2 separate regions of the Homo sapiens genome follow, and region 2 is linked to region 1. A link is a loop called in an ENCODE intact Hi-C map of the cell type or tissue named here. Cell type or tissue: A673. All regions are shown on one strand. Each heading gives the region's core, and the rest is flanking DNA. Links, peaks and the distances in the headings are about the cores only.

Region 1 (10,368 bases), core at 768-8,767:
TGCATTTTGTTTTGTTTTGTTTTGTAGAGATGGGATTTCACCATTTTGCCCAGGCTAATCTGTAACTCCTGGACTGAAGCAATTCACCCACCTTGGCCTCCCAAAATGCTGGGATTACAGGTGTGAGCCAACATGCCTGGCCTTGCTAAGCTAATTCTTACATAAAGTTTTTAATTTATTTTTAATTTTTGTGGGTACATAGCAGGTGAATATATGGATTACATGAGACATTTTGACACAGGCATGCAATGCATAATAATCACATCAGGGTAAATGAGGTATCAATCATCTCAAGCATTTATCCTTTGTGTTACAAATAATCCAATTATACTCCTTTAGTGTTTTCAAAATGTACAATTAAATTATTTTTTACTTTAGTCATTTTGTTGTGCTAGCAAATACTAGATCTTATTCATTCTTTCTAACTATTTTTTTTGTGCCCACCAACCATCCCCACTTTCCTATCACATCCCCACTTTCCTATCTCTGCCTTCATAGACTCTGGTAACCATCCTTCTACTCTCTATCTCCATGAGTTCAATTATTTTAATTTTTAGCTCCCACAAATAAGTGAGAACATGCAAAACTTACTTCTCTGTGCCTGGCTTATTTCACTTAACATAATGACCTCTAGTTCCATCCATCTTGTTACCAATGACAGGATCTCATTCTTTTTTATGGCTGAATAGTACTCCATTGTATATATGTACCATATTTTCTTTATCTGTTCATCTGCTGGTGGATACAGGTTGCTTCCAAATCTTGGCTATTGTGAATACTGCTGCAATAAATATGGAAGGGTAGATATCTCTTTGATATACTGATTTCCTTTCTTTTGGGTATATACCTATGGGTGGGATTGCTGGATCCTATGGTAGGATTTTTAGTTTTTTGAAAAACTTCCAAACTGTTCTCCATAGTGGTTGTACTAATATACAGTCCCACCAACAGTGTATAAGGCTTCTCTTTTCTCCACATCCTTGCTAGCATTTGTTATTGCCTGACTTTTGGATAAACGCCATTTTAACTGGGGTGAGATGGTATCTAATTGTAGTTTTGATTTGCATTTCTCTGATGATTAATGATGTTGAGCACCTTTTCATATGCCTGTTGGCCATTTGTGTGTCTTCTTTTGAGAAATGTCTATTCAGGTCTTTTGCCCATTTTTAATCAGATTATTAGTTTTTTTTTTTTCCTACAGAGTTGTTTGGGCTCCTTATATAATATATTCTGGTTATTAATTCCTTGTTAGATAGGTAGTTTGCAGACATTTTCTCCCATTCTGTGGGTTGTTCTTTGCTTTGTTGATTGTATCCTTTGCTGTGCAAAAGTTATTTAACTTGAAATGATCCCATTTGTCCATGTTTGCTTTGGTTGTCTGTGCTTGTGGGGTATTACATAAGAAATCATTGCCCAGACCAATATCCTGGAGAGCTTCCCCAATGTTTTATTGTAGTAGTTTCATAGTTTGAGGTCTTGGGTTTAAGTCTTTAGTTGATTTTGATTTGATTTTTGTATGTGGCAAGAGATAGGGGTCTGGTTTCACTCTTTTGCATATGGGTATCTCCTTTCCCAGCACCATTTATTGAAGAAATTATCATTTCTTCAATGTATGTTCGTGGCACCTTTGTCAAAAAATGAGTTCACTGTAGATGTGTGGACGTACCTCTGGGTTCTCTATTCTGTTTCACTGCTCTATGTGTCTGTTCCCGGGTAATTTAAAAAACTTAAATGAAGTAGAGCACCCAGAGAAAACTTTTTGATTTTAGAGCCATTGAAGGGTTGCTCCAAATGATAGGTCCAGATCTCTGACCCTCACATCGTGTTGTTTATACCACATACAGGTTCCTGTCTAGAGGACCCTGGATACAGTTTATCCCATCTTCAAAAGTAACCTCCTCCCCGCTTCCTTCCCTATTATAAACCTATCAGTTTATTGGACATTCTATCAAAATTTACTTGCTTAGTAAATTGCAACTCTGGCTCACTTTTATGTGAGATGTAGTCATGGTTATCCTGTGACTATTATTCTACTCTCTCACTAGTAATACCTTAGATGAGATGTAGGCAAAGAATCCTGTGGTACTTTTTACCTTCATGTAAAGAAATTCACCAAGACCAGTGCAAGAATTAGATGGTGATTTCCTTTTATGACTCATCCCCTAGCTTCTGACTTTTTAAGTGCAGAGTGGCTATGGACAAAGTTCATGGGTTTAAGAGAACACCCTGCCTGCCCTTCCCACCACCCCCATCCTGGCATTACTGGTTTTCAAAATGTGCATTGCAGTCTTACATCTGACTCAGGGCAGCTGAAATGCTTCAACAGTGCAAAATGAAACTGCTCTGTCTCCTTTCTTATGATACCACATCTGAATAATCCCCTATACTGCAGAGAAAAGAAAGACATAATGTGGTTTTATCTCAAACCAGAAGTAAGCAAATCAATAATTGACCATATTAACTAACTCAGTGCTGGGAAAGAGACTTCTTGTTATTACTCCTTAAAGCAAAACAGAAACAAAAAGTAAACAACTTTAAAACCAATGTAAAATTATACCACATTTAAAAAATCACATATTTTAGTTATAGTCAATTACTTTGAGACATTTTTTTTTCCTGAGGGAATACACCAAGAAGTAGCCTCGTCCAAAGGAAGCCATTCTTTGGGGCCTTATTGGAATTTTATTTGACTCTCTCCCTCCCTCCCACTACTCTAATTTCCTATTCTTTCTGTTCCTCAGTCATATCAAAGTTGCCCTTCCCCTGACACTTTTGCAGGAACTGCTCCCTCTGCCAGCTGTGCTCTTTGCTCAGATCTTCAATGGCTGATCACTTTCTGACAGTCAGGTTATAGTTTAAATGCCACCTCCTCTAAGAAGGCTTTCCTGACCATTCCATCCAAAGCAACCACATCCATTACTCTCTCCTGCCACCCTGTTTTATTTTACTACAGCATTTATTATCATCTAATAGTTCATTTTTTATTTTTTATTGTCTGCACCTTCTCCTCAATTAGAGTTTCAATTTAGCACCTCCTTATGTCTGGCAAAATAGTCTCTACTTCACTGGTGTTCAGTTTTGGGCAGGCTTTCTCTGTCTTGGATTACTGACATTTGGGACCACACAAACCTTCACTGTGGGGAGGCTATGCTGTGCATTCTAGGATGTTTTACAATATCTCTGGCCTCTATTCATTAGATGCATTTTTGGTGGTGACAACCAAAATGTCTCCAGATACTGTCAAAGTTCCCTAGGAGACAAAATTGCATGTGGTTGAGAGGTACTGGTTTAGGCTGTTAGCTGCTGTGTAGCTGCTATGGTTGTCAGGAGACAACATTGTCTTAGAGTAGTAATAGCTATCATTTGTTGAATGCCTACAGGTATTGAGCACTGTTCTACAGGCTTAACATTTAGTATTTACTATTTAATAAAGTAATAGTAACTTTAGTAAAATAATAGTAAACATTTAGTCTTTACTATTATCCTCATTTTACAGATTGGGAAACTGAGGCACATGATTACTTGCTTAAGTTCACACCGTTAGTAAGTGGGGAAGTCCGGAATTCAAACCAGGCTCCAGAACTCTATGCTAACAGGAGTGGGCAGTGCTGTGGGATTCTCACTGCCGTGTCCCTGGTGGCAGAGACTGGACAGCAAATGGGCTCCCTACCCACTCAAACCCACACAGTTGTTTGCTCAGAGTGACCATGGGCAAGTGACGACTTTCCTCTCTGAGCCTCAGTTACCTCTGTAAATAGTAGTAACAATAATAATAAATTCCATGTAGAGTTGCTTTAGGAACTCAGTGCAATAGCCTAAGCGAAAATAGCAGGTTTCTGGCACATAGTAAGTTCTGAATTCATTTCCTCTCTCCTTCCTTTCCTCTTGGCTCCAAGCTCCAAGCACTGAAAGCAGATCCTAAAGACCTTGGTCAGACAGCGCATTGGGAAATCTAACCTTTCAGCAATCTGCGGAGCCGCCCTGCTGTTGACCAGAAGCAGGGGAAGCAGCCCCCTTAGCAATAGCCTGCCGGGTTAGCAATCTTGTTCTCCTGTGCTAATAACCAACAGCACAAGTCATCAGCACTTTCCCGTTAAGCCAAAAGGGGCTTTTAAATCTATGCTGATTAGATGCCCCTGGGCCTCGCTGACAAGTAGTCTTCCTTTCTCCATTTCTTGATGTGAGTCAGTGAATTAATTGCCTGACCTATTGTTTTCTAACACGGCAAATTAAATGAATTTTCGGGTGAATAGCCCAAGCCTTTTGGCCTGCAGGGGGCGTCCTTTGCAAACATAAATCTGTTGGTGCTCAGGCTAGCTGGTAGAGCCCCATCAAAAATTGGATGCCTTTGAAAAGTTTGCTTAGAGCAGGGGTTCTAAATTTGGTGCGCACAAATCTCCATGGATAAAATTCTGTGAACTTGGATGGGAAAAACGCTATATGTTTATTTTCACTAAGCTCCAACTGAAATTTAGCATTTTCTTCAATTATGAATATAGGCAACAAATTACAGATATTTACAGATTCCACTACGGTTGTTGCAGATATCTTGAAATACCATTTACATCTCATGACTTCAAAATTACAGTAGCTATAGGACTACTGCTGGATCTTGTCATTTAATGTATTAATAAAAAAGCACATACAGAATTATATCACAAATTTGTTTTTGTTGTTGATATTTTAATAACTGTCTTTTGATATCATTGGTTTGCCTTGTAATCTTATGTATTTAGTTTTATTAAGTTTAAGACATTATTTTGAGAAGGAGCCCATGGATTTCCCCAGACTGGCAAAAGGGCTCATGGTACCAAAAAAAAAAAAAAAATTAACACCTGGCTGAGAGGCCAATAGGACTGGAGAAAAGAAGTCAGTCTTAAAGGGAATCTTTGTGCTCAATAATTTTAGTCATGACTCAATTCTTGCCCTTCCATCTTTTCCAGTGACATAAACATGTCCCACACTTATATTAAAACTATTAACCCCTCGTAGACTTTGGCTTAGACAAAGACTTCACAACCAAGAGCCCAAAAGCAAATGTAACAAAAACAAAGATAAGTGGAACTTAATTAAGCAAAAAGCCTTCCGCACAGCAAAATAAATAATCAGCAGAGTTCACAGACAACCCACAGAGTGGGAGAAAATACTCACAATCTATATATCTGACAAAGGACTAGTATCCAGAATCTACAAATAATTCAAACAAATCAGCAAGTAAAAAGCCAAACAATCCCATCAAAAAGTGGGATAAAGACATAAATAGACAATTCTCAAAAGAAGATACACAAATGGCTGGCAAGCATATGGAAAAATGCTCAACATCACTAATTATCAGGGAAATGTAAATTGAAACTACAATGTGATACCACTTTACTTCTGCAAGAATGGCCATAATTAAAAAATAATAGATGTTAGCATGGATGTGGTGAAAAGGGAACAGTTTTACACTGTTGGTGGGATTGTAAACTAGTACAACCACCATGGAAAACAGTGTGGAGATTCTGTGAAGAACTAAAAGTGGATCTACCGTTTAATTCAGCAATCCCACTACTAGGTATCTACCCAGAGGAAAATAAGTCATTATATAAAAAGATACTTGCACACACGTTTACAGCAGTACAATTTGCAATTGCAAAATATGGAACCAGCCCAAGTGCCCATCAATCAACGAGTACATAAAGACACTCTGGTATATACCAGAGTGTCTTTATGTACTCGTTGATATATATATATGTACATATATATATATATACACACACACATATATATCAACGAGTAAATATCAACACATATATATATGATGGAATACTACTCAGCCATAAAAAGGAATGAAATAATGGCATTTGCAGCAACCTGGATGGAACTGGAGACTAATATTCTAAGTGAAGTAACTCAGGAATGGAAAACCAAACATCGTTATGTTCTCACTCATATGTGGGAGCTAAGCTATGAGGACTCAAAGGCATAAGAATGATACCTTGGACTTCGGGGACTCTGGGGAAAGGATGAGGGATGGTGAAGAATAAAAGACTACACACTGGATACAGTGTACACTGCTGGGGTGATGGGTGCACCAAAAGCTCAGAAATCACCACTAAAGAATTTATTCATGGAACCAAATACTCCCTGTTCCCCCCAAACCTACTGAAATCAAAAAATAAAAAATTTTCAAAAGCTATTAGCCATGATGCTTGGCAGTGTGCAATTTACAACATCAGGGTAGAATTTTGGTGTATTCAGAATTATGTTGACTGACTAAATTTTAGCACATCCAGGATGCCTGTCATCCTGGCCTTGGGAAGGAGAGGCCCAGCGTTTCCAGCTGCTTTTACAATTTTTGTTATGCTTGATTGACTTCCAGGGCTCGGGAATCTTCTGAAAGCCTAGGAGTTTCTGTGCAGGCTCAGCACTGAGATTTATTGCTTTTCAGCAAGAAGGTCTAGCATTCTGAGAGTGTTCCTTCTAGAATCTACTCTTCTCCCACTCCCTCAAGAAAAACTCTGAAATATCTATAGACAGAGAGGAAGAATTGGAAACTTACACATAGTTTCTTTCTGCATATTCCTATTTCTTTTCTCTTAGGGAAGTGGGACCACCCTATGGGGACAGGACCAGACTGTGCCAGACTGCGCCAGGGTGAGGTGTCCAGGTTTCCTGACCAACCCTGCTTGCTTATCCAGGCCTTGGCATCTGAGGGCACAGGAGCCGGGCAAGCCCAGGCAAGGACTGTCCCCTTAGCCCTTTCTTCCCCCCCTCTCTCAGGCTCCTCCTTTCTCTCCGCTGGGTCTTTATGCTGCTCCCTCCTCATCTACTCCTCAGGCCTGCCTTTCCACTCCCAAATCCAACCTTTTCCTTCCATTCCCTGGAAAAACAATCATGATCCCTGCAGCAGCAATAATAACAAAACAAAAGCCACTCCCTTTATTTATTAAAAACCCCTAATGTGCAGGTAATATGTGTGGCACTTCAACTGCACCTTCTCATTAACCCCTTTAATCAGCTCTTGTGGGTTGATGGTGTCTGCCAAGATTCATGTTCACCTGGCAACTCAGAATTTGACCTTATTTGGGCCTTTGCAGAAGTAATTACTTAAGGATCAAGAAGAAATCACTGTGGAGTAGGGTGGGCCCTAAATCCAATGACTGGTGATGTTTTAAGAAGAGGATAGAGCACAGAGACACAGAGAGAAGACCATGTGAAGACAGAGGCAGAGATTGGCGTTAAGCACCCATAAGCCAAGGAGTGCCTGGAGCCTCCTTGTAACAGACAAAGAAGGATTCTTCCTTAGATCCTTTAGGGGGAACATGGCCGTGCTGATACTTTGATTTCAGACTTCCGGCCTCCAGAACTATGAGAGAAAAAGTTCCTGTTGCTTTAGAACTTTTATTGTTTTACGTTTGTGGTACTTTGTTAAGACATCCATAGGAAACCAATAGCCATGCCTCCTAGATGCACTAAAATTTAGTCAGTCAACATAATTCTGAATACACTAAAATTTTATCCAGATGTTGTAAATTGCACTGCCAAGCATCATGGCTAATAGTTTCATCAGCCAATAAGATGGGCATTATTACCCCTGTTTGTTCAATGAAGAAACCCAGACAAAATGTGTAATACCTGCAAAGATTTGCATATCCAGTGAGGGCTGTGGGATTGTAACCCTGATCTAAGTAACCCCATCTCCTTCCAATCTCCCTTCAACAGTGCTGGATTCAATTAACTGTTGACTTTGTTGATTAAAGTAATTCATATTCAAATTTGAGGAGGTATTGAATAATACCGTTGGTAGCTGTGTTGTAGAGGAGTGTAGAATTCCCTAAGACCTTCTGGCATATCTGAAGAAGGGAAGGGTTGAAATAGGAGCAGCTCTCTCTGCTGTTTCTGCTTAACAACTCTTAGAGAAAATTAGCAGGAATCTGCATCATACCAGTCCCATTCCCTGGGAAGGTTTGCTCTCCTCCCTTCACTTTCATTCCTCTCCAGGCTAATTTAGGGGGTTCTACAGATGTTCAAAATGATGAATTAAGATCATTCTCTGAGGCAGGCTTCTTGTCATTGCCATAAGCCATCAATTTCCCAGCAGATTATATTAGGAACATTTTTATAAGCCCAAAATGGCATTATAAAAGTGTGGTAAAGTTATTTGTTGGTGGAGAACAGAGAGGACTTGCTTTTGCCCAGGAGGACTTTCTTCCCCCGCTGCATAGGAACATTTCGAAGAAAACAGGTGTCCATCCTTATAAAATCACTCCATTCCTGTGGCTCTTGCAGGTACTGCCATATTCCACATGCCCGTTCCCTCACGTGGTGTGTAGGTCCTGGGGATGTTAAACACTTATGGACCTCAAATGGCATCAGCATGGTGCGTGGATGGCCTGTGACTTGCTATCATGAGTCTGTCAGGGATGCAATGATGTCAGCTCACTTGGCTGAGGGGCTGGCAGTTTAACAATGTCCCTATCCTTGGCTTGTCAAGAGTTATAAGCTTACACAGTGATAGGAAAGTTTTTATTTAAAAAACAGAATTTCTAACACAAGATCAATTTTTGTCTTGGCAGTCCTGATACTGTCACTTTAGGTAAAAATCACAAGTTCAAATCCCAGCTCAGTTCTCACCAGGTGGGTGTCCTCAGGCAAGGTCTTCAGCTTCCCTGGGCTCTGGGCCTTTCCACTGTGACAATACTAACCCATTTCAAAGGCTGGTGTTAGACTGAAACTATTAAAGTCAAGCAGAAAATAAAAATGGGAAAAAGCAAAGCAATAAAAAGGGTGTGTTATCCCTCACCCCCACACTCCCGTTTAATGTTAAGGGAGTCTGAATATACTCAGATGCGGCTATGACCAGAGAGCTACTTGCCAACAGCAAGAAACAGATTTTCCTAAATGATTTTTTTTAAAGCTGTTAATTCCCTTTTTTTTATTTCCCATCTAATTCCTGGCAGGAGAATAGACAGCGGGGAATAAAAACCTCTGTTGAGTTGGCAATTTTAGTACTCATATACAAGACTGTTTTATCATCAATCCTCTGAGGTCAGGGGGTCTATAAAGACATAAAGGGAGTCTTTCTTTCTAGTTGTGTTTGAGCCAGGACACTTGGGCTCTTTCCTAGTGTCTTACAGAACCAGCTTTTTACTTCTGCTGGTCCAGCCTCCTTACTTAACAGCCAGAGAAATGGAGGCCAGAGGGTTTCATAGCCCTTCAGGCTTTGTTTTCCTCATCTGTAAAATGGGGATGATGGTTCCTACCTTAGAGGATTGTTCTATATTTTAAGGGAGTAGAGCCATACCTGGCATATGATAAGCCCAATGTAAGTGAGAGGCAGCAAAGCTTGATAATAAAGAGATAATCTCTATATCAGATGGTCGGGCCCACTTCCTGGACTGCCCCTTACTATTAGTGACCTTGGATGAGTTACTTAACAGTCCTGCTCCTTGTAGAGTTGTCACAAGGATTAAATTAGTTAACATACATAAAACACTTAGTGTCTGTCACATCGTTAAGTGCTATACTGGAATTAATTCTTACTATGGTTATTTTGAAAGACATTATGTGGTTTCTATAGAATTGTCCAGTTAATTAGTGGAGAGGGCCACAAATAGAATAAAAAAAAATTGGGGTCTTGTGTGTATTCTATACCAAACCAACGTACCTAGTTATATACATAAGCGCCAGGTTCATTTCTAACTTCTTTAGGGCTACTTCTGACTCCTATGACTATGATAGAGCTAACTTGTTAATGTCATCCACCTAGATCGGTAGAGTTTGCAGCACAGCTTAATTGGGAGGTTCATCAATAAGCCACACACATGCCCGTGGGACTTAGAAGGAAGCTCAGCCATTTGTCTCCATTAGAGGGCGCCAAGGGGAGACAGCATGGTGGAAGGAAGAGAAAGAACCAGTTGCTTCCTGTTCCTGTTAGGGTTTCCCAGCCATAGCCCTTCACCCCAGCAAAGGCAGTTGATTCCAGTGTGCAGTTTTCCCAGCCTCTGCGGACACCCGCTTTTCAAAGATCAGAATCTGTCCTCTGAGATCCTAACAAGCCCAACCTTCTCCCTTTGTTCCCCAGCCTGAAGTGGTGACTACTTTCTGCAGTTATTATTTCTGCTACATTTCAGTGGCCCCTTTTTTGCCTTGTCAATTCTTTAATCTCTAGCTAAAAATTCTTTATATTGAATTCTAATTCTCACTGATAAAATAATCGAAGTGCTGTATTTCTTCTTACTGGTATACACATGAATATGCAGTTATAAAAATAATACATAAATAGAGGCCAACAGAAAGTCCTCAATGATATCACCCCCTTTTCTCGCTGCAGACTGAACGTGATCATGTAAGTTATGTCTCCTTTGAGTATCTGTCACTTAGTTA
Region 2 (10,368 bases), core at 1,144-9,143, 1.2 Mb after region 1:
CATCAGGATAACTAGCTAATGCATGTGGGGCTTAATACCTAGGTGATAGGTTGATAGGTGCAGCAAACCACCATGGGACACGTTTACCTATGTAACAAACCCGCACATCCTGCACTTGTATCCAGAACTTAAAATATTTTAAAAATCTTTAGAGAATACAAAAAAAAAAAAAAAGATTCTTCAATGCATACACAATAAAATTGCAGTTCAGTCAAACATTGGAAGTCTTTCTCTGACTGTCTAGTTGGTATCTTCATTTTCAGCTTCTTCAAGATCCCACTCCAAACACTGTTAGCTCAGCCAAATTGAACAGCTCATATCTCCTACCTCTGGATCTTTGGTTCTGGTGATTGTATATTTCTGGACCATCTGGAACCCCAGCATATCACCCTACCCCACATCTCCACATCCCCAAAATATAACCATACTTCAAGGGCAGTTCAAATACCATCTCCTTCTATCCTCCATGAAGTCAGTTATCTCTTCCATTGGAATTATCGCCCCCTCTCCTGAACAGTACTATTTCGTGTGAATCTCCTCCAAGCCTTCTTTTCATTTTATATCTCATGCTGTAATTCTTGGAAAGTATGCTGTAGCTCAAGTGCAGAATTCTCATCAGTTTTATCTTTATATCTCTCCTAAACACTTTACCTGATGAAGAGCCTGGCATACACATAAATATATATTGAATGAATCAGTGATGGATTGAAAAGAGAAATGATGGATCTCCTAAATTTTAACTTTTATAAAATATTTTGATACATTCATGACCTTACTTTAGCAAGCAATGAACGTGATGTAAACTATTGTTGATATAGTTTTTATATTGGAAGTGTAAGTAGTTTGTGGCATGGGATTGTGACATATCCTAGGTTTCCTCATCTTCTTTTTATTGAAATGTAATTCACAAGCCATAAAATTTGCCCCTTTAAAGTAAATGATGCAGTGGATTTTAGTATATTTACAGAGTTGTGCAATCATCACCACTATCTAATTCCAGAACATTTCCATCTACCTAGAAACTCCATACCAGTGAGCTGCCACTCTAATCCTCCTCTTCCCCCAGCCTCTAGAAACAATAATCCATTTTCTGTCTCTATGATTTGCCTGTTCTAGATATTTTATAAAAATAAACATGTGGCCTTTCGTGTCTGACTTCCTTCACTTAGCATGTTTCAAGGTTCATCTATGCTATAGAGTGTACCAGTGCTTCATTACATTTTATGGCTGAATAATACCCTATTGTGTGGATATACCGCATTTAGTTTATTCATCAGTTGATCGAAATTTAGACTGTTTCCACTTTTTTGCTATTATGGATGATGCTGCTATGAATATTCGTATATGAATTTTTATATGGATATATGTTTTCAGTTCTTCTGGGCATATACCTTAGAAGTGAGAGTGCTCATCATATAGTAACTCTATGTTTAGCCTTTTGAGGAACTGCCAAACTGCTTTTCAAAGTAGTAGCATCATTTTATATTCCCACCAGCAGTGTATGAGGTTTTTTTTATTTTTTTGTTTTTGAGACGGAGTCTCACTCTGTCGCCCAGGGTGGAGTGCAGTGGCGTTATCTTGATTCACTGTAACCTCTGCCTTCTGGGTTCAAGCCATTCTCCTGCCTCAGCCTCCCTAGTAGTTGGGAGTAGCTGGGTTTACAGGAGCTCGCCACCATGCCCAACTAATTTTTGTATTGTTTTTTGAGACGGAGTCTCGCTCTGTGGCCCAGGCTGGAGTGCAGTGGTGCAATCTCAGCTCACTGCAAGCTCCGCCTCCTGGGTTCATGCCATTCTCCTGCCTCAGCCTCCCAAGTATCTGGGACTACAGCCGCCCTCCACCACGCCCGGCTAATTTTTTGTATTTTTAGTAGAGACAGGGTTTCACCGTGTTAGCCAGGATGGTCTCTATCTCCTGACCTCGTGATCCGCCTGCCTTGGCCTCCCAAAGTGCTGGGATTACAGGCGTGAGCCACCGCGCCCAGCCAATTTTTGTATTTTTAGTAAAGACAGGGTTTCACCATGTTGGCCAGGCTGGTCTCGAACTCCTGGCCTCAGGTGATCTGACTGCCTTGGCTTCCCAAAGTGCTGGCATTACAGACATTAGCTACTGTGCCTGGCCTCAAGTCCTTTCTCATTTTAAAACTGCGTTATTTTATTTTATTTTTCTGAGATGGAATCTCACTCTGTCGCCCAGGTTGGAGTGCAGTGGTGCAATCTCGGCTCACTGCAACCTCCACCTCCTGAGTTCAAGCGACTCTCCTGCCTCGGCCTCCCTAGTAACTGGGATTACAGGCACCCACCATCACGCCTGGCTAATTTTTGTATTTTTAGTAGAGACAGGGTTTCGCCATGTTGGCCAGGCTGGTCTTGAACTCCTGAACTCAGGTGATCTGCCTGCCTCGGCCTCCCAAAATGCTAGGATTACAGGCGTGAGCCACCACACCCGGTGGGTTGTCTTTTTATTGTTGAGTTGTAAGCATTCTTTTTAATATTCTGGATACTAGTTTCTTATCAGGTACAATCTTTGTGAATATATTCTCCCATTCCATGGATTGTCTTCTCACTTTCTGGATACTATACAGTACAAGTTTTAAATTTTGATGAAGTTCACTTGATTTCTGTTTTTTATGTTATTGCTTATGCTTTTGGTGTCATACCTAAAAAACCATTGTCTAAATCAATTGCCTATGAGGTGTTACCCCTATGTTTTCTTCTAAAGTTTTATGATTTTAGCTCTTTGACCCATTTTGAGTTATTTTTGTGTATGCAGTGCGAGATAAGCATCCAGCCTCATTCTTTTGCACATAAATGTTCACTTGTCTTAGCATTACTTATTGAAAATACTATTTTTTCCCTATAGAATTATTTTATACTTATCACAAATCAACTAACTATAAGGGTTTATTTCTGGACTCAATTCTGTTGCTCTATCTTATGGTAGTACCACACTGTCTTGATTATTGTAACTTCGTAGTAAGTTTTGGAATCCAGAAATGTAGTCCTCTAACTTTGTTGTTGTTGTTGTTCTTCTTTTTTCTTTTGTAGAGATGAGGCCTTGCTATGTTGCCCAGGCTGGTCTCAAACTCCTGGCCTCAAACAATCCTCCCACCTCCACCTCCCAAAGTGCTGAGGGGTGAGCCACTGCAACTGGCCTGTTCTTTTTCAAAATTGTTAGGGCTGTATTGGGTTTACCTTTCCCTAAATTTTCATATAACTGTTAGGATTCACTTGCAAATTTATGTAAAAAGGGCCTCTGGAATTTTGATAGTGATTACACTGAATGAGAGGAGTTTGGCAGGACTGGTTTCCCAAGACCACAAGACCCTGTAAGACCCTGCTGATAAGACAGGATGTGGTAGAAAGGCCAACCCAAACCAGCCAAAACCATGATGGTGACAGAAGAGACCTCTGGTTACCTTTGCTGCCCATTCTATGGTAATTATAATACATTAGCACGCTAAAAGAAACTTCTACAGCACCATGATAGTTTACAACTGCCATAGCAACTTTCAGAAGTTACCCTGTATGGTCTAAAAGGTCCAGACCTCCCCACTTCTTTCCTGGAAAACTCATGAATAAGCCACCTCTTGTTTAGCGTATAGTCAAGAAGCAACCATAAATATAGCCAGTCAGCAGCCCATCAGGGCTACTCTTCCTATGGGGTAGCCATTCTTTTATTCCTTTACTTTCTTAATGAACTTGCTTTCACTTTATTCTGTCAGCATGCTCTTGAATTCTTTCCTGAACCCACTTGACCTCTTGGGCTGAGCCTTAACCTTGGGGTACTTTTGCCTATAACAAACATACAAAGATAAGTTTGGCTGGGCGCAGTGGCTCATGCCTGTAATCCCAGGACTTTGGGAGGCTGAGGATGGTGGATCGCTTGAGCCAAGGAATTTGAGGCCACCTTGGGCAACACGGCAAAACCCTGTCTCTACTAAAAATACAAAAATTAGCTGGGTATGGTAGCATGCGCCTGTAGTACCAGCTACTCGGAAGGCTGAGGTGGGAGGATCACTTGAGCCCGGGAGGTGGAGGTTTCAGTGAGCTGAGATTGTGCCACTGTACTCCAGCCTGGGGAACAGAGTGAGACCCTGTCTCAAAATAAAAATAAATTTGAGGTGTATTGCCATCTTAACGGAAGTTGTTACTGGTGGACGGTATCCAAGTTACTGGTGGTAAATCTGCAGCAACCTCAATTCTTTCCTCCTCAGAAGAAAGAATTTGACTGAGGGGCATAAGGCAGAAGGAGGGACCGAGGCAAGTTTCAGAGCAACAGTGAAAGTTTATTACGCTTTAGGCTGGGCACAGTGGCTCATGCCTGTAATCCCAGCATTTTGGGAGGCTGAGGCAGGTGGATTACTTGAGGTCAGTAGTTCGAGACCAGCCTGGCCATCATGATGATGAAACCTCGTCTCTACTAAAAATAGAAAAATCAGCTGGGCATGGTGGTCCATGCCTCTAATCCCAGCTACTCGGGAGGCTGAGGCAGGCGAATCAGTTGAACCTGGGAGGCGGAGGTTGCAGTGAGCCAAGAAAGTTTATTAAGCTTTAGAACAGTAAGGAAAGGAAAGAAAAGAAGGAAAGTATAACTTGGAAGAGGGCCAAGCAGGTGACCTGAGAAACCAGGTGCAGGGCTTGCCCTCTTGACTTGGGGTTTTATATGCTGGCATACTTCCGGGATCTTGTGTTACTTTTCCCCACTCCTGAGATCTTTTTGAGAAGCTGATGATCAGTCTCAGGTGTTTTCTATTGCGGGGGGGGGGGGCGGGCGGGGGAGCTGCCTGTCCCTGGCACCACCTGTGACCAATTATTACTTTACAGAAACATTTAACAACCGCCTGACCATCACCTGATGGTTGCCCAACACTCTTGGTGTGTGTCGGGGGAGCCCTCTCCTGCCTTGCTCAGACCTGAATGTACCCATTGTAACAAACCCCTTCTTTGTATACTTTGATATGGTGACATTTCTTGTCACTTGCCTCATTGTGAATTTTTATAGATGTGGCTAAGTCATATGCTTCCTTCTGAAAAATTATGTCAAATACTAGCAGTTTCTCACTGTTTTTTGCCCTAGAAACAACAAACTAACCTTGAAGTGAAAGGCCTTTCTGCGTTTATCTTACCTTTTTTGAGCAGCATTAAAACTGTTTTACTCAGACCAAGTGCCGTGGCTCATGCCTGTAATCCCAGCACTTTGGGAGGTTGACGTGGGAGGATTGCTTGAGCCCAGGAGCTCGAGATCAGGCTGGGCAATGAAGTGAGAGCCAGTTTCTACAAAAACATTTTTAAAAATTTGCTGGGCATGGTGGGACATGCCTTTAGTTCCGGCTACTCTGGAGGTTGAGGTGGGAGGATCACTTGAGCCCTGGAGGTTGAGGCTGCAGTGAACTATGATCTTGCCACTGCACTCCAGCCTGTGTGACAGAGCAAGACCCTGTCTCAAGAAAATCCATATAAACATATATAGTGGTTTCTTATATACAACATTTTAAATTTATTGATATATAAAATATGTATTTTAAATTTATATACTATACAATCTGTTATATAAAATTATTTTTATAATATATTTATATAATATATTTTAAATTTAAATATATTTATAAATATATATAAATATATATTGTACACATTACTCAATTTTTCTTTTTCTTTTTTTTTTTTTTTTTGAGACAGAGTTTCACTCTTGTTGCCCAGGCTGGAGTGCAATGGCATGATCTCGGCCCACTGCAACCTCCGCCTCCCAGGTTCAAGAGATTCTCCTACCTCAGCCTCCTGGATTACAGGCGCCCACCACCATGCCCGGCTAATTTTTTTGTATTTTCAGTAGAGACAGGGTTTCATCATTTGGCCAGGCTGGTCTCAAACTCCTAACCTCAGGTGATCCGCCTGCATCAGCCTCCCAAAGTGCTGGGATTACAGGCATGAGCCACCACACCCAGCCTACATTACTCAATTTAACCACGTCCACCTAGTTCCCTAGACAAACTATTGCTAATTTAACTTTTAGGAACTACTGCCATCTTGCGGAACTTTGAGGTTTTGCCACCCCAGAATTTCCTAGCTGCTCTGTTCTTCTATTATGTGGCATAGCAAACACAAAATGGGTCACTTTTTTTCTTTGGAGATGGGATCTTTCTATGTTGCCCAGGCTGGTCTCCAACTCCTAGGCTCAAGTGATCTTCCTACCTCAGCCTCCTCAATAGCTGGTACTATAGGAGACAGCACCACACTGCCCGGGCCTGGTTGCATTTTACTTGTCTAGCTATCGTCTCTTTCCTGTTGACTATCTGGAAATCTCTGATGGGGTCTTTAACAGAAAAAGTCTACTCCTTCAGACCTTAGTTTCATGCCATATACCACATATGACAGGTCTGGGAAGGTCTGGAATGTGTGGATAAAGGCGATGGCAGTGGCTGCTGCCATCATGCTGGCTGCAGCAGGGAGGCATGGCTCTGGGTGCACACTCCACGGAGCTGGTGGGTGCCCCCCACCTTCTGAGTTGGAGCGGGAGCTCCTCGGGTGCTGCTGCAGCTGCCCAAACCCAGCCACCCAGACTGCGGCTGTGGATCTGAGCCCCCCTGTGCTCTTGGAGGAGGGCTGGGAGCAGGCAGGATCTGCCTTCCTGGGTGCAGAGACCAGCTTGGTCACGGACACCCTAACCCAGTGGTGCTAGAGGAATTAGACACACATACAGAAATATAGAGTGTGGAGTGGGAAATCAGGGGGCTGACAGCCTTTAGAGCTGACAGCTCCGAACAGAGAGTTACCCACATATTTATTGACATCAAGCCAGTGATAAGCATTGTTTCTATAGATTATAGATTAATTAAAAGTATCCCTTATGGGAAACAAAGGGATGGGCCGAAACAAAGGGATGGGTTCTGGCTAGTTATCTGCAGCAGGAACATATCCTTAAGGCACATATCACTCATGCTATTGTTTGTGGTTTAGGAATGCCTTTTTGCAGTTTTCCGCCCTGGGTGGGCCAGGTGTTCCTTGCCCTCATTCCGGTAAAACAACAGCCTTCAGCGTGGCCATCATGGCCATCAAGAACATGTCACAGTGCTGCAGAGATTTTGTTTATGGCCAGTTTTCGGGTCAGTTTATGGCCAGATTTGGGGGACTGTTCCCAACACCAGGGTGTGGCTGCAGCCACCCTCCTAGGTGCAGGACCTGGGCATCTCTGCAGCCTGCACCCTGGGGGCCCCAGGAAGGACCCCCTCCCACCCCATCCCGCAGGCTTGGGGGTGTCTGCTCCCGCTGCCTGGCCTCTCTTCACTCCTGGCACCTTCTCCAATCTTGAAGTGGGGTTGGGGCCAAGTCCTGGGGCCTTGAATGGCAATGGGAGGCAGAAGGGGGCAGGTCCCCAGTAAGGTCCTCCTTCAGGCCAGGGAGGGCTGAAGGCTGGGGGTGGGGCTGCCAGTCCTGTGGATTGTAGTAGGGACTCATGGTGCCTCTTCTGGGTGCCCGTGGACAAATTGGCAGCCACTTCCTCCTCTCTGAGGTCCATAAAAGCCCTGGGCTCAGCCAGAGCAGGGCAGAGGATGGCCAGAGGACAAAGAGGGCAGAGAGGTGGTGGGATGACCAGCTGCAGAGAGGAGTACTCTCTGCTGATAGCTGGAGACAATGGGATGGCTGGCTGCAGAGAAGAGCTACCTTCTCCACTGAGAGCTGCAGAGACAACCTGCCAGCAGAGAGAAGCCACCCTTTCCAGGGCCTCCTCTCCACTGAGAACTGAGCACTGGACAGATGACCTGCCTACAGAGAGGAGCTACCCACTGTGGGCCTCCTCTGAGCTGTTCTAGCACTAAATAAAGCTCTTCTTCATCTTGTTCACCCTTCACTTGTCTGTGTACCTCATTCTTCCTGGACGCAGGCCAGAACTCGGGCAAAGGTGCTGCAGTCAGAGAGGTTTCCAGCCAGAAAATTGATACCCCAAAGATCCCGTAACAAAGGTATGGAGCAAAGTGGGGGTAAGGAGGTCTTGGAGGTTGGGGGTGTCAAATCTAGAAGACTTGCTACTTCAAGACCTTCTGAGGACCCTCATAGGTTGGGGTGGAGGTTTCAGTGCTCTGAGCTCTTCTCTAGCCAGTATATCCCTTCCTCCTCCCCCATGGCTTATGCCAATCCTTTAGGAGTCATTACTCTTTTTTTTTGGATGGAGTTTCGCTCTTGTTATGCAGGCTGCAGTGCAATGGCATGATCTCGGCTCACTGCAACCTCTGCCTCTCGGGTTCAAGTGATTCTCCTGCCTCAGCCTCCTGAGTATCTGGGATTACAGGCATGTGCCACCATGCCCGGCTAATTTTGTATTTTTAGTAGAGATGGGGTTTCTCCATGTTGGTCAGGCTGGTCTCAAACTCCCGACCTCAGGTGATTCACCCACCTCGGCCTCACAAAGTGCTGAGATGACAGGTGTGAGCCACCGTGCCCAGCCAGGAGTCATTACCCTTTAGTCTACCCAGACAGAGGGTGGGGAACTTGGACCACAGATTGTATGTCAAGGAAAGCCAACCACTGCTACCACTACCCCCTACTAATGTGGAACTAAAGCAGTAGTTGACATCCACCTCTACAAAAGGCCATGAAGGTTTTGATTGGCCCTTCACGTGCACTCAGTAGACTGCAACCAATCAGGAAAGAGATTGTAAGACGTGTTTATTCTACCACCATCAACATGCCCTCAGTAACTGTGTGTAGGAGGAAGTAGAAAATGCTGAGTACAAATATCTGCACTGCACGCCATCTCCCCTCTGTAACCTGATTCAAATGTTTCCCTGGAGCAGTAGGATAAAAGTTACAGTTTTACTTCCTGGGTCTTTATTCTACCTTTACCTTCCAGACCTAGATCAAATACTTCCTCCTCCAAGGAATGTCTGACTGATTGTCCCTTCTTAAAGCCCCTGTGGCACCAAAGTGAAGCCTCACTGTGGCATCACCACCCCCTGCCCGCAGTTACAGATGCTACACGATGTCATACTGAGATTCGGGCAATGGTAGCCCGGGGATCAAGAGCAAGGGGTTCGGAGTCAGAGAGACCCACGTTTGAGCCCTGAATTCTTGCTCATAGCTTTGGGATGGTGGCAAGATTCCTTGCCTCTCTGAATCTGGGTTTCCTCATCTATTGAATGTGGATAATAATGCCAGCTAAGGCTGGGAGTTGTTATGAGTTCATCAGAGAAGTTTAGAAATGGTAGTACCGGTCGCCATAGTTACTATGGAAAGCAGGTCACTTTGCTTTCCAATTGTGCCCAATTCAGGGCTTTGAATTGCCTGCTAAATATTTAATATTATTGAATCAAAGTTGAAAGAGTTAATATACTTTATGAACAGAGTGAGAGAAAGTGATAGTTTCAATAAGTTGCCTCCCTAAATGGCCCAATAAATTTAATATTTATAATAAAACAACTAAATAGAAGACCAAGACTTACGGCTTGTCTTTCTTCCTTTTTAAGTTATTTTCCAGAAAATAATATTTATATTTTAAGTTAAAGTAACTGCAAATTGGAAACCACAGGGGGAGCCCCAGGCTGGGACAAATAATGACTAGCCTGGTCCCAACAGAACAGGCAAAGAAGGTGGTCCCTACACTCTTTATGGTCAGTTGGGGCCCCCTCCTCACTCTGCTGCAGCATTCTAGGGTCAGGGCCCCACCTTCCCTGGAACTGGGGTAGTGAGTAACCCAGCCTGCTGTGCTCCGGCCCCCCTTTCCCAAGAAGGTTTTTTTTTTTTTTTTTTTTGAGAGAGTCTTTCTCTGTCGCCCAGGCTGGAGTGCAATGGCACGATTTTGGCTCACTGCAACCTCTGCCTCCCGGGTTCAAGCGATTCTCCAGCCTCAGCCTCCTAGTAGCTGGGATTACAGGCATGTGCCACCAAGCCTGGCGAATTTTATGTTTTTAGTTGAGATGTGGTTTCACCATGATGGCCAGGCTGGTCTTGAACTCCTGACCTCAAGCAATCTGCCCACCTCAGCCTCCCAAAGTGCTGGGATTACAGGTGTGAGCCACTGTGCCTGGCCAGGACTTGTCTTTTTCTTTTCTTTTTTTTTTTGAGAAGGAGTCTTGCTCTGTAGCCCAGGCTGGAGTGTGATGGCGTGATATCCGCTCACCGCAACCTCCACCTCCTGCCTTCAAGCGATTATCCTGCCTCAACCTCCCGAGCAGCTAGGATTACAGGTGTGTGCCACCACGCCCAGCTAATTTTTTGTATTTGTAGTAGAGACAGCGTTTCACCATCTTGGCCAAGCTGGTCTCGTGATCCGCCTGCCTCAGCCTCCCAAAGTGCTGGGATTACAGGCGGGAGCCACTGCACCTGGCCCCAGGACTTGTCTTTCTTAAGCACAGAAGTTCTCTGAATGATG

What was found. Peaks named below come from ENCODE experiments on the same cell type or tissue, not always from the same donor. Only the 100,000 strongest peaks of a DNase experiment are listed, where the experiment ranks them.
Region 2: it touches region 1 in a loop (5-fold over the local background); 3 of 110 quality-filtered maps call a loop at or near these places.

The regions. Positions count from the first base shown.
Region 1 is chr2:199,975,957-199,986,324 of GRCh38, forward strand. All of the region lies in intron 2 of LOC124906112 (a long non-coding RNA gene), which reads right to left. Among named protein-coding and RNA genes, the nearest start is that of MAIP1, 26 kb to the left of the region's middle. RefSeq lists an enhancer at 3,906-4,436 and a silencer at 4,202-4,261. In A673, for the core only: a CTCF peak has its summit at 4,252 (motif pointing right); a DNase peak (open chromatin) is centred at 4,275.
Region 2 is chr2:201,171,521-201,181,888 of GRCh38, forward strand. It overlaps CFLAR (CASP8 and FADD like apoptosis regulator), which reads left to right. Exons shown (of 10, transcript NM_003879.7): 10 at 1-5,167. Among named protein-coding and RNA genes, the nearest start is that of CASP10, 6.4 kb to the right of the region's middle. In A673, for the core only: a CTCF peak has its summit at 6,061 (motif pointing left); a DNase peak (open chromatin) is centred at 6,021.